Regions from separate parts of the Homo sapiens genome. Here region 1 is linked to region 2. Evidence: chromatin loops called from intact Hi-C (ENCODE). Cell type or tissue: IMR-90. All regions are shown on one strand. Links, peaks and the distances in the headings refer to the core of each region. The heading gives the core; the rest is flanking DNA.

Evidence for each region. A loop is a pair of places that touch in the nucleus more often than their neighbours do. Peaks named below come from ENCODE experiments on the same cell type or tissue, not always from the same donor. Only the 100,000 strongest peaks of a DNase experiment are listed, where the experiment ranks them.
Region 1: it touches region 2 in a loop (3-fold over the local background); 2 of 110 quality-filtered maps call a loop at or near these places.

Annotation. Positions count from the first base shown.
Region 1 is chr12:12,122,406-12,132,365 of GRCh38, forward strand. It overlaps LRP6 (LDL receptor related protein 6), which reads right to left. Exons shown (of 23, transcript NM_002336.3): 18 at 9,416-9,652; 19 at 8,378-8,488; 20 at 4,286-4,516; 21 at 2,891-3,027; 22 at 2,160-2,257. Among named protein-coding and RNA genes, the nearest start is that of MIR1244-4, 15 kb to the left of the region's middle. RefSeq lists a silencer at 8,622-8,822. In IMR-90, for the core only: no CTCF peak of the experiment used is centred there; no DNase peak of the experiment used is centred there.
Region 2 is chr12:12,176,504-12,186,463 of GRCh38, forward strand. LRP6 (LDL receptor related protein 6) reads right to left here. Exons shown (of 23, transcript NM_002336.3): 5 at 7,477-7,608; 6 at 4,540-4,936; 7 at 3,307-3,478. Among named protein-coding and RNA genes, the nearest start is that of MIR1244-4, 70 kb to the left of the region's middle. In IMR-90, for the core only: no CTCF peak of the experiment used is centred there; DNase peaks (open chromatin) are centred at 5,188 and 6,628.

The DNA.
Region 1 (9,960 bases), core at 218-8,217, 56 kb before region 2:
GTTAAAAACTGATACAACGATTCATAAAACACCTAGTGATACAGAGCACCACCAGGTAATATATCCCAGGAACCCAGGATACAAACCATTTGATATCACTTGGCTTGCTTCAAAAGAAATGGCTGCCAGATTGTTCACAGTCACAGATCAAATTCCTTGTTCTACTCTGTCTCCCCTTCTTACTACTGCATTTGATTAGTCTTTAAAAAAGAAAGAAAGAAAGAAACCAGCCTGGGCACCATAGCAAGACCCCGTCTCTACAAAAAATAAAAAAAAGCTAGCCAGGCGTGGTGACACACACCTGTAGTCCCAGCTACTTGGGTGGCTGAAGCAGGAGGACTGCTTGAGCCCGGGAGGTGGAGACTGCAGTAAGCTGTGATTGTGCCCCTGCACTCCAGCCTGGGTGACAGAGCAAGACCCTGTCTCAAAAAAAATAAAAATAAAAATAAAAAGGGTGCAAGGCTGCCAGAGACCAAAAGTTATATGACCCACTGAGTGAGTTCTCAAAGGCTTTTACTATCAATACTGACATGATGTCACAGTTTGTTTTGTTTAACTCTTTGTCCAATCAGGTGTCAATCCTTGGTGAAATTTCTAAGGTCAACATTTAAAAGTCCAAATACTTCTATTTTCATGAAAAAAAAAAAAGAAAACAAACTGAATTAATAAAATTTTTTCATGTCCCAGTTTAAACCAAAATCTCAACAAATGATGTAAGTTTTGACTCAGAGGAAACAGAAATTGGGCTTATACGGAAAATAGTTAAGCAAGAATAGTTTTTTATGCAATCGTGTTTATTCTGATGAGTGCCTTAGTCAATTTGAATTAAGGACATTACTTTTAAAAAATAAAATTTTGTATCTTTCTCCTTTCTCAATTTTCAGGCTTCTGCTTTTTCTGTTTTGGCTTCCTAGAAGAAGAAACTTGTGGCAGGGAAAGCAACATTACAACATATCATTAAAACAATCAGTTCACAGCCAAGGCTATTTCAGTCTTATCTAAGCTGAAATGAGAATTCTGAGTGAGATACTTTAAGTGGTTTCCACTTCATTTCTACACATGGGTGAGGTCGTATCAGGCCAATTTGACTGAAATGCTAGGAAAGATAATAGAAGATTATCTAGAGAGGATAGAAGATAGAAAAGATTATCTAGAAGATAACAGGCACTTGAGGGATGCCCATGAACCCTGGGCACTTCAGTGTGTAGATAGAAACTCTCAAGCTACTGATGGTCTGTTGGCCTTTCAAGGAACATAGAAGTGGAAGCTGACACAACAGTACTTGACCTGCTCAACACACTTTATAGACTCATAAATTAGCAAAAAGGAATAATTTTCTCTTTTTTGGCTTACAAATACACTTTATTTATTTCAATCTTTCTTTATTCCATGCAACTACATGAGAAATCTTTCACTCCAAATTGTAATAGCATATGCAAGCAATGGCTGAACTTACATTTCTCTCAACTTTTCTAAAATTCTGTGCTCTGAGTATGTTGCTGTTTTAAACTCTCAATTCTATGAACCAATCTTATCCCAATATTTCATTCTTAGAATATCAAACTATTTTGAAACCAGTCACTTTGGTGGGTAATTCCTCCTTAGAATACTGCCAAAGCCTGAGGCTGTATTTTATTATTATAAAAGCCAGCATTTGTGACTCTCTTAAAAAAAAAAAAAAGTATAGGCCAGGTGTGGTGGCTCACACCTGTAATCCCAGCACTTTGGGAGGCCAAGGCAGGCGGATCACCTGAGATCAGGAGTTCGAGACCAGCCTGGCCAACATGGTGAAACCACGTTTCTACTAAAAATACAAAATTAGCTGGGCGTGGTAGCGCAGGTCTGTAATCCCAGCTATTTGAGAGGCTGAGGCAGGAGAATCGCTTGAACCTGGGAGGCGGAGGTTGCAGTGAGCTGAGATCATGCCATTACACTCCAGCCTGGGCAACAAGAGCGAAATCCATCTCAAAAAATTAAAAAAAAAGTATAACGTCCTGAAAGGAAAGGATTTGTGGTAGAGGCAATGTCAGTACTATCAAGATAAGATGACTAGTCTCTCTCTGGTGACCATCGTCTACTCATTTGGGGCTATATCAGGTCCACAACTGAAACACTTTCAATAAATACTGCACCTTATTTTAGAGAAGGATGTGTATTACCTGTATGACCTATGAGTGGAAGGACTGTTTGAAGAATATCCAAATTCCATAGTGTAATGTGATCGCTCTGTGGCTGGGGATGGTGGAGGGTTCAAAATCTAAAAGAAAAAAATAATTAAAATATTAAAATAACAACATAGAAACTATCAGACTTTCTTTCAACTTTTCTTCCTTCATCTCTATTAGTGTTTCTTTACAATACACTATTAGCACAATTCTTCTTTTCCAAAGAATTGACCTCAAACAGTACTTTGGGACTATGGCTTCCTCATTCCCTAAGACCTCATCATGGCTAAAAAGTGCAAAGTGACAAAAACGAAAATCTGTAACCTAAAAATCATTGGTCAGTACATTTAGGTCCTGGTTATTTAAAATAGTAAGTATTTAGAGAAAAATTATTGATTTAGGAGAAATTCCAGGTGTGCTTCCTCTTTTGGGAAGTCATAAAATGAAGGCCCTAATCCCTCAATAGGTACCATTCAGTAGTTCTACTTTTACTTGAAATGTGAAATTAATGCCCAGTGCTTTCAAGTATTCTGGTTACTACACAGTAACTTAAAAGATTTATAAGCATGGATGGTGGTGTGTGGTAAGTCCTTTGAGCCTTTTATGCCTAAATTTTACATTCAAAAACTACTTTTACATTACTATCACTGATCACCCACATTTAAATGAGTTAAAAAATCTAAGATCTTATGTATGTCGCATTCAAAGGAAAACAGACTACTTACTGCAGGGAAGTAAGTGCCTTTGGTGCTTGAAGAACTACTTGATGATGCTCCTGTAACATGGGCTCGGTCATAGGGGGGTCCACTGCTTCCCCCCATGATACTGAGGGAGCTGATCATTGATTTACCTCGAGACATTCCTAAAATAAAAGGAGGTTAAAAACTGAAGATGAGTATGATATATAAAAATGTATCAAGCAATTTCATTCAACAGTAGGATTACAAATATCAACAGTGAAGTAGTCTGATTTTAAAATAACTTACACTCTTTTCCTATAATTGAAAACATTTAATGGAGAAAGGAAATGAACGTTTTCTAGAAGTCAATGCTTCCATTGAAAGAGCTGGCCTAGAACAAGGCCAAGAATAGCTCCCACCTTCTCCCTCCCCTGGTAGAAGCAGAGCTATTTAAAATAAGGGCTTTTCAACCTCTTGGAGGATTTGAAAGGATTGTAAAGGGTAGAGGTTGTGAGGCAGGGCATATTAAATACCAGACTTGCTCAAAAGAAAACAAAAAAACATTTTTAGGGCACAAACAACATATGAAAGAATATTTTTTCATCTAATGAATATAAATGTTGCTAGAATCAAAACTACCAGTGCTAAAGAAAAAATTCTATTTTTTCCAAGAAGCTTCCCAAATTCCACTAACTGAAAATAGGTATGGCAACAAAGCAACACTACCATTAACAGTTTAAAAACCATGTTTGTCTACTTAAGAGTTACACCCATAGTAAGTTCCTATTTTCAGAGGGTTTTTGCAAGGCACCGCCTTCTCCATATTCATTAAAAGGAAGGCGTCTTTTAACTAAGGGCACCAGAAAACATTAAAAAGAAGGCCAGTTCCCTAGAGCAACACGGCCTACCCAAGCTTAAAACTTCTGGCTACTCAGCTATGCCTAAACTAGCCCTTTGTCCCTTATTAGCACATGAAGTCAGGAGAAAACTTAAGACATATTCTCCCTTCTATCATCCAGCTATTTACAAATCTTTGTTGGCTGAAGGGAATCTTATATAATTTTTGGCCTCCTTTTATTCATGGGCTCCATAGTACTAGAGTTCCCTGGTGGTGAACTTAACCTGTGGTTTACAACTCTTTCACTAAATGACTGGCTGATTCACCTTCCGTAGCATGCATCCAGAATTGCAGTCAGAGAGGCTTAGAGCTTGCATATGTATTTGCTTTATATGCTTTGACAATTTCTACCAAACCATATCTAAGGCCTTCTGTGTAAAGAGAAGGTGCTAATAGTAAAAAAGAACGTTTGTCCTTATAATTGTTTAAACTCAGAGTAATATGGTTTCAGACAGACTCTAGGTAGTATTCTTTTCCACAATGGAAACTGGCAGTCTTGCAGGACCAAAGACTTGATTCTCAATGGATCCATCCTGACTCACCTGGAAGAGATCCTGACAAAGAACTTGGGTGTGGCACATAACCAAGAGGCACAGAAGCTGGTCCATGAACTACATAGTCATTAGTCATAGTTTCCCCATCTCCCTTCATACGTGGACACAACATCCTCTGGCAGATAAAGTATACAGTTCCAGACACAAAAATGGTGACAATTACGCCAATAACAGAACCAACTGTATTGGTGGCCTGTGGTGCTGGTTCTTCAGTCGGATCTACAATGAAGAATGCAGTATGGTTATTTAATAGAAAAACAACTGTATATTCAAAATAGTAATCAAAAGAGGGCTTGCTAATAGGATGTGAAGCTATAAGCCTAATGAAGATAATTCATAAACACTTTTCTTTTTTATGAGTACATACATACCACGCCCTGAAGACATATGAAATAAATGTCATCATTAGGAATCAAAATGAACTACCCTTAAATGAAGACAGAAATAAAACAATAGGTTGGAAAGTGTAATTGTAAACAGATAGAAACAAAGATGGTAAATGAAGTACAGATTTAAACACCATTAAGAAGCTTTAAATAAATAAACAGATAAAATCCATTCTACTTCATTCTATATACCATACAAATGAACAACGGTATTCCAAGATTTCGGGAAAAAATTTATGACCAGAAGGGATAAACCTAGAAAAGTCATCAAATGTTTTACCTGGAATGGTGAAGAAGCCAAAATCAGCTCTGAGCACATGTTAGATTTTAGATTTGAATAGTGACATTTAGGCCTGATGAATGAAAACTGGAAGCTAAAGATAAGCCTCAGCTCTCAAATCCCCTATGCTGCTGGCCTTCAGGCTGTCTAGTTGCCTGAGACCAAGGAACATAAGGTCTTTAATACCTGATTACTGGAGGACTCACAAAGAAAGGCCACATTGCCAGAAGAGGACACCACCCCAGGGATTCACCTTCCCTGGATCCCTGAGCTACCCGTTTAAGAAGCAGAGGGCATCAATATCAGAGGTAGAGGGAAAGTGAGCTTATTGAAATTAGAGCATTACTGTCTCTATTCAGAGGGAAAATTCTTCCATTCTGAACAGTTAAATTTTATCTCACAGTTGCAGATCCTTTAAAAAACTTCCTCCTGCTTCATCTTACCTCAAATCTCCCATCCATATAGCTAAACTCATCCTCTGACAGATTATATGAAAGAAATGCGTGAAAATGACATCTCTAAGTTACATAATATGTAGGGATTATCATTTACAAATTTAGTCTGTGGAATCTGAAGCATAGACTCTTCTTAGTCCTTGAGAACAACCGTCTCATCTTTTCATTCCTTTTTAGTCCCCTAACATTCCTTTGCAATGCCAAGCTTCAGGAAAGAAAAGTTTACATTCACTACCCTCAATCCCTAGCCTCTGGGTCACACCATAAACTCCCTGAAATCAGACTTCCACCCTCACCACTGCACTGAAACTTTTCTGTCAACAGTCAAAGTTCTACTATTTGCCATATTCAATATATTCATTTCACTAACCTCTTTACACAATACTGCTGGCTCCTGTCTTCTCTTTAAAAAAAAGTCTGATCAATATTCTTCCAAGATACCACTCTCTTAATTTTACTATTTCTGATTATTCTTTCTCTGCTTCCTTTGTTGGCTTCATTCTCTTCTGCCTGCATCTTAAGTGCAGGTGCTTCCCAGAGAGATTTCTATCTATCACCTACTATTTTCCTCCTCTTCTTACTGTCCTGGGAGATTCTATCTACTGTCACAGCTTTCATTATTATCAATAAACTAATGAGCACCAAATCTCTCTTCTGAGCCACAGTTCCTTATAATCAACTTCCTGAAGAGCTTCAGTGGGATATTCCATGAGTACCTCTCAGGCAACATATCACAAACTGAACTCACTGTCACCATGATCAGTCATTTCTCCTAGATTCCAGGGGTAAAGACACCATAAATAAAGTCATCTAGTATAAGATAATAAAAAGTGATGGGGCTTGTGGCAAAGTACACGCCTGCCTAAAGGCATTTAATGTAAATTAAACATCACATCAATCAAACATTACATCTGCAGCCAAGATGTGGTATGGTACTTTGGTTTTCAGTTCCTGCTATATATCCCATTTAATGACTCCAGTCACTCAGTGAGGTACCTGTGGGTCAACTTAAACTTATCAACTATAGCTAAGTGGTTACCAATTCCTCTTTATTCTACTTCTGAAACAACTCCGAAATCTGTTCTCTCCCTGCCACCCCCACTCCTCCTCCTCATGATTTAGATCTTTATCATCTTCTGCCTAAACTCTAATCGCTTCCTTTTTAAATTACAGGCTGCAAGTCATTCGTAAATGGTGAGAATGATTTAGTGGGTTACAACCAGCTTTGAAAAAATAAAACAGAAAATGTCAGAAAGTGTTCTATATAACATGGGTAAATATTTAAGTGTTGTGTGACACCTTTTTAAATGCATGAGCTCACATCTCTGTATTCCTCTTGATGCGATCAGAAGTTTGAAAGCAATCAATCTAACAGATTTCCCTGCCTATAAGCTTATCACCTCCAACCCACTGGCTTTACAACTTCTGTATTGCTTGACCATGCTAGTCTTTTTCTTGAAATTTTCAGTGACTCTCCACTCCCCATTGTTAATATTGTCTAGGCTCTTTAGAAGAAAAGCATAGTCCTCCATGATTGTACCTTTACCTATGTTATCTCTTGCTGACACCCCTCAACAGAGCCTGTATTTTGGCAGTCCCATTACATGGAGTTTCCCAGAGGTGCCTGTTTCACTCTTTTCTGCTTTTGAACAGTATATTCCCTCTGCCCAAAATGAAATTTCTCCAATTATCTACATGATGAACACTATTCATTGATCAACACCCAGTCTTTTTTTTCTTTTTTTTTGAGATGGAGTCTCGCCCTGTCGCCCAGGTTGGAGTACAATGGCACGATCTCGGCTCACTGCAACCTCCACCTCCCGGGTTCAAACGATTCTCTTGCCTCAGCCTCCTGAGTAGCTGGGATTACAGGTGCCCGCCACCACGCCCAGCTAATTTTTGTATTTTTAGTAGAGACGGGGTTTCACATGTTGGCCAGGCTGGTCTCGAACTCCTGACCTCGTGATCTGCCCACATTGGCCTCCCAAAGTGCTGGGATTACAGGTGTGAGCCAGCGCACTGGCACAACACCCAATCTTAAATACCATTTTTCTAAGATGCCTTCCTTGATCAAGTCCATCTTTGTCCCTAATAAGCTGACTACTCTCTCATTTCTACTGCCACCTGTGTAGATTTCTATTACAGCACTTATACTCCATAATCAATGTATCTACTATGAACCAGGCTATGTGTTTTTTAGGCTAAATGATATATATGTTAAATCATTTAATTTTCTTATAGGCATCAGGTTAAGCATCATTCTCTTCATTTTGAAGATGAAGACCTGTAATTCCAGCACTTTGTGAGGCCAAAGTGGGTGGATTGCTTAAGTTCTGAATTGAATTCAGACCAATTGAATTCTTTTCTTTTTTTTTTTTTTTGAGACGGAGTCTTGCTCTGTCGCCTAGGCTAGAGTGCAATGGTGTGATCTCGGCTCAATGCAACCTCCGCCTCCTGGGTTCAAATGATTGTCCTGCTTCAGCCTCCCAGTAGCTGGGATTACAGGCATGCACCACCACGCCTGGCTAATTTTTGTATTTTTAGTACAGCTAGGGTTTCACCATGTTGGCCAGGCTGGTCTCGAACTCCTGACCTCAAGTGATCCGCCCACCTTGGCCTCCCAAAGTGCTGGGATTACAGGTGTGAGCCACCACGCCCGGCTGATTTCTATGTATCTAAATGATTTGAGAATTTTGTAACTTTGGTTATAGTAAAATAATATTTACTCTTTTCTAGTGCTTTACTAAATGTTTCTGTGAAGATTTCTGTGCATAAGAAAACTGCTATGTTTAAAGAATTACTGAAAGCAAAACATAAAAAAACCTTCACACAAATAATTAGCTTAATATTAATACTTATTACTTAGAAAGGAAATCTCGATAAGTAAACCTCACACATAAGAAAAAAAATTGTTTAAATTCTCTGTTAAGAGTAATTTATAGATCTCAGTCCTACTTACAACAATCCAGTTCATCTGACTTGTCACTGCAATCCACATTATGATCACACTTCTTGTGCTTTCCAATGCACTGACCATTGGCACAGCGGAACTGATCAATTAAACAAAGCACTGGAAAAAAAACATAAATAGTTTCCTTATTTTTAATATCATGTAAAGTCAAACTCTGGCAAGAATCAAAAGGTGCCTTCTGAACACAAATGAAAAACAAATTAGACTTTTAGCTATAACTTAAATATTATTCTCTGGAGTTCCATTGGTTGAGAGAGAGAAAAAAGAGTAGGAGAAAAAAATCCAGCAGGAAATTTCCTAACATTTTTTTTTTTTTTTTTTTTTTTTTTTTGAGACGGAGTCTTGCTCTGTCGCCCAGGCTGGAGTGCAGTGGCGCGATATTGGCTCACTGCAAGCTCTGCTTCCCAGGTTCACGCCATTCTCCTGCCTCAGCCTCCCAAGTAGCTGGGACTACAGGCGTCTGCCACCAGGCCCGGCTAATTTTTTTGTATTTTTAGTAGAGATGGGGTTTCACCGTGTTAGCCAGGATGGTCTCTATCTCCTGACCTCGTGATCCGCCCGCCTCGGCCTCCCAAAGTGCTGGGATTACAGGCGTGAGCCACCACGCCCGGCTTATTCTTTACATTAAATTCCCTCTTTCACTAAAGAATTCTAGAGAACTTGGCTGGGTTGTTTTTACCATGGGAAAAGTTAGTAAGGGAAAGTGAAGAATATAAAATATGTTAGAGCGTAATTAATAAATCCACTAATTCAGAGCTCATTGGAAACAGGGACTATTTTTATATACTGAAGGCCTAATATATTTTAGTTTCATTTCTCAATTTTCAAAGCTTATTAATTTGTATAAATCTTATGCATATGGAGTGAATTAAAACAATAATATGGAACATGGCACTATGATCAGAAGTGATACAGTCATATGTACTTGAAAAACCCCAACTGACACTAAGCCAAGTAATACTGAAGTTTAAACAACTGAATGGGAAAAAAGGATTGCATGCTGAGGCACTGAAGAATTCTGGATACCTTCACAGTTCTTCTCATCTGATTTGTCCTGGCAGTTTGCATCTCCATTGCATCGGAGGGCACCATCAATACACTGCCCACTGGCACACTGGAACTGGGACTCTGAGCATACAGGACAATTGAGTTCATCACTGTGGTCTTCACATTCAGTAAACCCATCGCACCGCCAAGCCACAGGGATACAGTCAATTTCCCCCGTGAAACAAGTAAACTGCTGAGGAGAACATGTTGGAGGTTCTTCAAATGAACAAGGAGAAGGGGAGTGACAAAAACACAATCATGGTCACACAGAAGTACAAACACATACCTGAGTGAAGCTCATTTAATAATTAACATACACAAAATACTTTATAATAAATATGATTTATAACTATCTCATCTATTCAAAGAAGAAATAAAGGTTTTCACATTACTTCCTTTACATTCACTATAAACTTTTGCCCGCAAAACTATAAGGCAAAAGTTTTTTCATATCTTGTAATCCAAAACAGGATTGTAATATTTGCAATCCGTTACAGTCTCACACAAAACCTAGGAATAATCAG
Region 2 (9,960 bases), core at 1,800-9,799:
AACCTGAGGTTAAATCTATTCATTCTTTCTACAACTCTGTACAATATAAAAACACATCTAATACCCAGAATTCCCCATTCCTTCTCCCTGGTTTCCCTAATGTAGCCAGCATCTGGTCACATCACCACTTACAAAAGAGGAAGTGAGAAGCTGATCTAAAGAATTTCCACTAAGCGAGCAGGTAGCATAAATGAATGAACACAGTGAGACTTTCCCATGTGATCCACTCAAGACACATAGGTTTACTATGTCTTACCTTGCTATATAAATAATTTACCAAATAATTATCTTTTCTTTCCAAATGTACTATAAACACATATACAACAGTGTGAGCCCAAACTTTTTTTTTTTTTTTTTTTTTTAGACAGAGTCTTGTTCTTGTCCCCCAGGCTGGAATGCAATGGCATCATCTCGGCTCACTGCAACGTCTGCCTGCCGGGTTCAAGTGATTCTCCTGCCTCAGCCTCCCGAGTAGCTAGGATTACAGGTGCCCGCCACCACGCCCAGCTAATTTTTGTATTTTTACTACAGACAGGGTTTCACCATGTTGGCCAGGCTGGTCTCGAACTCCTGACCTCATGATCCACCCACCTCGGCCTCCCAAAGTACTGGGATTACAGGTGTGAGCCACCGCGCCCGGCCAACCAAACAGACTCTTAAGTCTTTCAGAAGAGAACAGGGTTATCACAACCATAATCTGATACTCTGTTATAGTCCCAGCGAAAAGCAGCTTTCATTCTCGGGCATGACAAAAGCTAGGGAGCTTTCTAAGGAAAATGGGACTAGAAGGGAGAATGTCACCCAGACTGGGGTTAGATCAGTATCTGGAATCAGTTGCCACTAACAAAAGGCTAGCAAATACACTTCTTGGAAAAAGAGGGATTTTTAAAATTATACATCTTTGTAAAAGTTTTCAAGTTCACAGTATTATCAAATCAAGGGAGATGAAAAGCTGGTAGTAGCAGTTGCTCCTAGAATCACTACTAGTCTCAGGATGGAAAACCCCAGATTTTCTCCCCGAGTTATGCAGGACTAATTTAGACGAAGAGCTGCACTCTTTCTTTAGTTTGCCAAGTATCAGATTTTACATCAACATAAGAAGAGAATAAATAACTATATGCTGTATTTCCTAGACGTGCCTATGTAAATAAAATGACAAAGGCTCTGATGTCCTAATAGTGAATTAGGACATCAGAATCTCCAGGGGAAATTATAAAGGGAGGTCTTCATGTATACAGAAGTAAATTTACCACAAACATCAATCTATAAAAAGGGGACAAAAAACAAACAGCAGTTGTGTTCCAGCAAACCTAGAAGGAGAAAGATGGATCTAAAAATAAGATTTATGGGTGACAGAGCCTTTGCAGATTAAAAGAACGAATGAATGAAGGAACAAATGAACGAATGAACGAATGAATGAAAAAAATTAAAAACAGGTTTAAGGATGCTGGTACCATACAGGGAAGAAGGAAAGAAGGGGTGACGGAGCCAATGACACCACTGTATGTATGTGTCTGTATGTATATATATATATATGCATAGCTCAAGAAAACATAACAAAGAGGCCAGAAAAGGAATTCTAATTTTAAAATCTACTGCACTCACTGCAAACTAGGAAAATAAATCCTATTTAATCAATGTTATATATTGTTATATAAAGTGTATTAATTTTTATTCTTAAAGATGGTCACTCAGAACCTCCATAAATTGTAATGTCTTTATCTGAATCCCTTCTGAACTATTTGTTATTCTGAATAAATTTCTGTATCTAAAGTATTATACCTAAAGTGAGGAAAATAAGACTTGAAATATTCCCAGTAAGAAACAAATGATTTTATTTTCAGGCTAATCAGTCAGTTATAGCAGACTAAGATGGGCAAAACCAAATACGGAATTTTAAAAACCCTACATGATAATAAATTTGGTGCATTCCCTTACGTAAATTTTCTTGCTACAGATATTCTTCTAAAACTTATGGGCTTTAAACTGTTTTCCTAAGCATACTCGTACCTATACACTCATGTATAGTTCATAATCCACAGGTGTGAACTAGATGGGATTAGGTAGGCAATCTATATTCAAGCTGACCAAAATGAAGCTAAAAGCCTGTCTGAAACATAAACTCATAACCTTTGTCTCATCAGCAATGCACTCCAACTGTTAAAAGATTCAAACATCAACTTGGATTTGAAAAGAGTGGGAGGCAGTGAAATACTAACAGGGAGAAAATTTATGGAGTCTATGCAAAATTTTCTATTAATGAAAACCAGCTGCAAGAACAACAGATGCCGTTTTCAGTATTTGAGCCTGGTGGAATACTAACGGGGTTTCTTCTATTCCAAGTTTCCATTTTGGAAGCAAGGCCTTGAAGTCATTATTCCCTCAGGGTCATGGGCACTCTACAGAATACCTTTCCAAAACAACTGTTCTAGAGTCTGAATTTTCTGTCCATTAGATGTGTACAGTGTCTCTCTGAAGAGCCATTTAAAGCCATCCTTGTATGTGAAGTTTCCCCCAAAGGAAAATTGAGACCTAACTCTGTTCTATCTATGTGATCCATAAGACCTGTAGCAAAGTCTAATTCAAAGTTGTTAATTTTAGACTTAACACCAATATCAGGGATATAGGCCACTAATAAAACACTGTGATAAAATATTAATCACTGATTATTTTCACCATAATCTATTTGATTGCCACAAACTTAACTCTACCACTTGGTAAATATTTTTTCCCAAGCTTTGGTTAATTAGTCTTGTTCCCACACAGCCCATAAATCAATTTTAAAATTGTTTGCATGTAACCATCATAATATTTAATATATTCTACCATCTGCCCCAACACCAGTTAACAGCAATAAAAGATATAGATATAGATATAGATATAGATATAGATATAGATATAGATATAGATATAGATATACACATACATGTGGGCTTTGTTTTCCTAACTTAGGACAGCCAGTTCTTCCAGTATAGATCTTACATAATTTTGGTTTGCAGAAATTGCCCCTAGGAAATTCAGAAAGTGGCTTTACCCAAAATGAGGAAAATCACTTACATAAGCTTTTAAGACTAGAAACTGATCAGCAGCCATTTCTCATACCAATACATCTCTCCATCCTAGGATTATGTGGAAGAGAATATATTATCCCTAGAATCATGAAGGTTGAGTAAAATTTCTGTAAAAGGTACCTTTGGCACCCCAGACAACTGTTAAGAAAAAAGAATATCTGTACTCAAATCATTATACTGTCGACTCAAAACCCATTATAAAAGTGGCTTGAAAATGAAAAAGCAAAAAACAAACCTCAATCTTGTCTGTTTTGGCATCTCCCCAGTATATTTTGCCTTCATCATAATCCAAGGCTAAACCATTTGGCCAACCAAGAGAAGTGTTAACCAATACTACACGGTCAGAACCATCCAGAGCTGCTCGCTCAATTTTCGGAATTTCTCCCCAGTCAGTCCAATACATGTACCTAGAGAAGTATACAAAAAATGAGCTAAAAATAGATAATAAAATGTAACTTTCAGATATTCTAAAGGTGAGATCCATCCCTCCTATTACACTGGTATCATCAGTTAATGCCAAGGAAGGGGAAAAAAAAAAAAACATATGAAGAGGTGTTTAAGACATTTATCCCAGCAATATATAAGATTGTGGGAAATTTTCAGATCAGTGTGTTCTAGAGCCAATCCTGAAAATGCCTCCCAATAATGAGATTACAGTTTTACTTCTTTTTTTTTTTTTTTTTTTTAAATATTTTGTGTGCCCTTTTCCATGAACTTTCTCTCTCTTTTCCTTGATGGCTTGTCATCTCTCTGACACAAAAGGCTTATCCCAGCAGTATTAGTCAGATGGCAAACTGAATTCTCAAAATAACTATTTCTTCCTGCAGTGCTAAGTGATTCTTACGGCTCCTGGATGTTTAGATGGCTCTAAGGCATTGGTATATACTGAGGTGTAATTTGTCACTATGCTTGTCCTCAGAATAAATCTCAAAGTAACAAAATTGTTGAGTATGTAAAAAGTTGTACTTCCCTGGACTATGATCAGGGTGGCATGGCAAAACAAAACAAACAACAACAACAAACTAGAAGTAAAGCTGCATGGGCTGGCAAAGTTTTGGAAATCAAGTCATTCATGTATTTAGGGAAAAAAAAGTAAGCTATATTCTTACTATAAAGTACTGAAAATGGAATTAAAGCTTCTAGGGGAAGGGAAAGAGTTCTGAAAACAATTTCTTCCCACATTTTTCATGGTAATGATGCAATCCGAGCAAAATCTGCAGACAACACCCAAAGTCAGCAAACATGGACTTAATTTAGAAAGAAAAAATATCTAAGACATCCAAGGCAAAAAACTAGCAATTTTTAAACTTGAGATTGTATTCTAATCACCATATCCTAAAATAGACAGCCATTAAAGAGCTGTTTACTGGAAACCAATATATATGTCATGTTATCTTAGTCAATGTTTTCAGGAACCTGTGAAAAACAGAAACACCACACAGAATTTACTATCAGTAGAGCTTCTTACCCAACCATGGGATCTAACACAATAGCCCGGGGTTCCTCTAAGTCCTCTGAAATCAAGATCTTCCTCATGGTCCCATTGAGCCTTGTCACTTCTATTCGATCAGTGCCAGTGTCTGTCCAATAAAGATTTCGTGCAACCCAGTCCACAGCAATACCATCAGGATGGGCAATTTGAGCAGTGACCACAAACTGACTGCCAGATCCATCTATAAATGAACGGCGTATGGCCCTCACTTCATCATCAGTCCAGTAGATGTAGCCTTCCACAGGATCGTAATCTATGGCAATGGCATGACGGATGTCTTCTAACTGCAGAACAATGTCTGTAAAATCTGGTGTATCCAAAGAAATGCGTCTCAAGTCTGTCCTTCGAGCTAAAAGCAATAATTCTGTGGCACCTAGAACAACAAAGTGAAATGAAGAATACTTTGAAACCCAGAGGTAAAATTTACCTGCTCTAGATAAAGAATCAAGAACTGAAAAATAAATATAAAATATACATAAATTAACACAAAAGGATGTGCACTCTCTTTAGAGTGGAAATGGAAAGTAATACAGTGAAATAGAAGAGTCTACTCTGAGGTCAAGCTGTTTAATGGCTAACTCTCCAAATTAAGTTGTGATACATTCTATGGTTTCATTGGAATTAATCCAGCTATTTAAAAGTACAATGAATAATGACTATGTAATGACTAAGAAGCTAAGTAGCTCAGTATTAAAGGAGAAGGAAATGTAGGATATAGATCCTTTGTTCAAGAAGCATTTTTTAAAAAAAGATAAAGAAATTTAGGACAAGAATCTTTGTGCTTGATAGGAATGTTCTAAAATTGGATTGTGGTGATAACTGCGTAACTCTGTAAATTTACTAAAAAGTCACCGAATTGTACAATTTAAAAAATGGATGGATTTTATATGCTATGTAAGTTACATCTCAGTAAAACTGTCTTAACAAAGAGAAATACAGGGCAATACCTCACAGAATTGAGGACAAAGCAAGCTATGGAGAAACAAACAGCTGCAATGGAGGGAAGGAACCAGATAAACATAACACAGTGGTTAAGAGTTGTGGATCCAATATAATTTGATTCAAGAAGCTACACAAACTTTGGGAAAATATCTAATCTCGCTAAGCCTAGTTTCCCCATCTATACCTTGTAAGGTTGTTGTAAGGATTAAAGGAGATAAATCTAAAACTCAGGAAAGTACTGAACATTTAAGTACTCAAGAAATATTAACTAATACTTAACAACAGTATTAAAAAATAAAGATTTTCAGATTTTTATTTCACTGAATTTTAAATTAGGTTTATTTATGAACTGTTTAAAGCCCAAGCCCCAAATACTTAACCACATAACCAAGAATGAAGATACTGAGCTCAATCTTTTTTTCATTTTAAATTGTTCAAGTAAACCACCAGCAAAAAATCGTCTAACTATAGGAAGCTAATAAAAGACAGTAAGCAAATTGACAACTGAAAGAATAAGAAAAGATTCCCAGCTAAATAAATGAGTCCAAAACAAAATACTGGCATATAAACTTCAAGAATCAATCTGCAATTACAAGTCAAAAAACTGAGAAGAGGAGTGAAGCCTCTCAATATCAGCCCTTTCACTCTAGAGCTAATTATAAATGAATTCCAACTTGAAGAAAATACAGCCCAAATGCCACTGCAGGAACCAAGTAGGAATAACTTTGTACAATTCACTGCCCCGGCTAACAACCAAAAGGAGCCAGCCTAGAACTTCACAAAGAAGTCATAGAGCTGTTAATTTGAGCAAGGTGATCAAAACAGAACAGTTAACTTAAGGCTACTACATGCCAAATGCACACATGAAATTCAAAACTGGTTAAATATGTACACTTGCACTGCTGTGAGGGAGCAGATAGACCATTATTGCTAAAATAAATCCTCTGTTTTAAAGTCAGGCTACATTTTTAAAGAAAAAAGCAACATTACAAAAACCTTTTGTTTTAAATTGAAACCAAATTGCTGTCTGCCATGGAAACCATTTGACCAAGAGTCAGCCAGCTTCACCTTTTACTATGAGGATAATTTATCAATGCCAAGTCATAACAAACATCCTGTACACAGACTCAATTCCATCTCTCTGACTCCCTGGCCCCCTTGCCAGGGACTCTAACACACTCCAAAACACAGGCTTCTGCTTTTCAGAGTTAGATAAAGAAGCCACAGCTAAATACAACAATTTTCTTACCAGGTCTTGCTGGTTGCTAGAGAACCAGATGGTGATCCATAGGGGTGAGAATGAAGAATAACATTCTCATTAAGAAGAAAAACAGAAGAACTGGTGTTCTTCCAAACTGGAAGTCCCTTAAAATGTCCTAAATCAGTATACTTTCTCCAACGTGCCCTCTCTCTATAGGGAATTAAGAGTAAGGAGAACAGGCAAAGTGTGTTTCTTAAGTATAAAAAGAAGTTGTTTTAAATATGGATTTTTTTTCCCAGCTCTGAAAGCATCTCTCTGTTGTTAAAAAGCAATTTAAAACATCCTTAAATAATTTGTTATAAAATATATCTCATGATATTCTTTGTAGCTAAAAGTTTAATAAACATACTTTCTTTCACAGAGGTTCTTTATTCACAAATGCTACCTGTTAAAAATATATTCCTTATGCGACTACTCATTTCCATAGTTATCAACTGTGATATCAATGACTATGAGATTTGACAGAAAAGATACAACACGTAACTTTTTTCAAAAATATGTTATTTAAAACACTAAAATAATTTATAAAATAGCATTCAAGTGATGCCACAGAACAAAACACTCCTATTCTATAACCATGTGTGAAGACTGTGAAATTAAGTGACTGGTCTCCCAAAGCAGTATAACCTAGAGAGCTGATTATAGAGAAAACAAATCATGAAGAATTCCAATAGTTATAAAATTTTTCATTTTGGATAATATCTTCTTACCATCTTTGCAGGTTTTTCCATTCTCCAGGAGTTTGACCCCAGTGGGGCAAGCACACTGATAAAAAGGCTTGACTGGAGACATCAAACACAAATGGGAACAACCCCCATTGTCAATTCCACATGGATTTGTGGCTGTCAAATATAAATCACATTGATTAATATCAATGATTACTAAGTACACAAAGGTTAACAACCATAACATGAACAACTGTGATAAGCCAAAATTATTACCAAATGTCATGCAGGTGCTTGACTATCAAACCATCTGCAAAGACAGGAATTAATCAGTGTGAATTTACTTAGTATTTTGTAACCAAAGAGGAATACACAAGAAGTAAAGCAGGAGATCCCTGCCCTAAAAGAGGTTACAATTTAGTCAGTTAAACAAAATTAACAAAAAGCAAAACTAAAAACAAACAAACAAACAAACAAAACCAATAAAACTAAGTGCTATTTTGCACATTATAGACAATAAGTACAGAGTCAAATGGGAAAAAAACCGCTGAGGTTTAAAGAATTGAAGAAGAGCTTTGTGGAGTATACAGCACGGGAGCCTTCAAGGATAGGAAGGATAGATAAGAGGACATTTCAAGTATGGTAAAGCTATCTGAATAAAACTTTGGGGGCTATAAACTGGGTAAGATATTAAGGTGAACAGTATAACTGGAGGTTAAGGTTTCTACTGACTAATAGGAACTAAAGCTGAATGAATACAAAGAATGGGAATAGATTAAAGTGAAGGACACTGAAAGCCAAGAAAAGTAATTATGTTGAAAAGTCATGCCTTGGGAAGATTAACATAGAAGGGATAAGCAGAAAAAAGGGGAAAATGAAAATCAGAGAAAACTAATTAGCAAACTTTGGAAATTATGGAAAGGGATATGTCCAAACAATACTCATAGAAAAAAATCAACATAAGATGGAGACCAATGGAACATGAAAGATAAAAGTAACCAACATGAAAGATAACTGCAAATTCTCAAATTAGTAAAACATAAAGGACCAACAATGCCATTTAAAAAGAAAAACAAGAGGCCAGGCACGGTGGCTCGTGACTATAATCCCAGCACTTTGGGAGGCCTAGGTGCGTGGATCACTTGAGCCCAGGAGTTTGAGACCAGCCTGGGTCACCAACATGGTGAGACCCTACCTCTATAAAAAATACTAAAATTAGCCAGGTGTGGTGGCATATGCCTGTAGTCCCAGCTACTAGGGAGGCTGAGGTGGAAAGATCACTTGAGCCTGGAAGTTCGAGGCTGCAGGGAGCCGTGATCACATAAACGCACAACAGAGCAAGACTCTATCTCAAAAAACAAACAAAAAACAGGGAAAATTCTCTTTTGAGGGCTATGAAGAATAAAAAAATTCATACAAGTGACTGAACATTTTCTTTTGTACAGAAGAGTAACACATACACTTAAAAACATTTTTATGGGCTCATGATCATCAGATTCCAACATAACACTTTCAATATTTGATTATCTCCCCCTAAATGGAGAGCTAATATAAAGCAACATATGTTGCAAAATCTCTTCATTTTTGGCTATGTAATAAAATCTGAAATACACTCAGACAGATGCCAGACATTTATTTACACAAAAGTGCCAAACCCTTAACATTCTCGTATTCCTTTTAAACCTAATTCCAGTCCTCTCTTACAAGTTCTCAGCAGTCATAGCCCGAGTCATTGTAAAGGCTGACCAAACACAGAACCAAAACTAAGGAAAACAAGGTGGGAGGGGTACACAGAAAAGTTTAAGTAGGTATTTTATTTAGCAAGCTGAGGTACTTAAATTCAAATATATTCTAGATTAACAGAGTTTTCATTTAAAAAGAAGAGGCGTTTTTGTGTGTGTGTGTGTTTTTTGTTTTTTTTTTTTTTGAGACATAATTTCTTTCTTGTTGCCCAGGCTGAAAGTGCAATGGCGTGATCTTGGCTCACTGCAACCTCTGCCTCCCGGGTTCAAGCGATTCTCCAGCCTCAGCCTCCCAAGTAGCTGGGATTATAAGCACACGCCACCACGCCTGGCTAATATTTTTGTTATTTTAGTAGAGACGGGGTTTCACCATGTTGGCCAGGCTGGTCTCAAACTCCTGACCTCAAGTGATCCACCTGCCTTGGCCTCCCAAAGTGTGGGATTACAGGCATGAGCCACCGCGCCTGGCCCAAGAGTTTGTTTTTTAAACACACTCACATCAACACATTCAACTACATACTGAAAGAAATAATATGAACAAAAAAACTCATTTGTGTATAAGCCTAGCATATAAGCTATCTCAATTTTTAAATTATCTCTCTCTTCTCCACCTCTAAAAGCGCTGACTCAAAAAGGCTGAGGTGGTCTGTAGTGACAGGCTACAAAATGGTCTAGGCTATTGCCTAACCTGAATTATACTTTTACATTTTCCCTTTTTTTTGAGCAAAGTCTCGCTCTGTTGCCCAGGCTGGAGTGCAGTGGCACAATCTCGGCTCACTGCAATCTC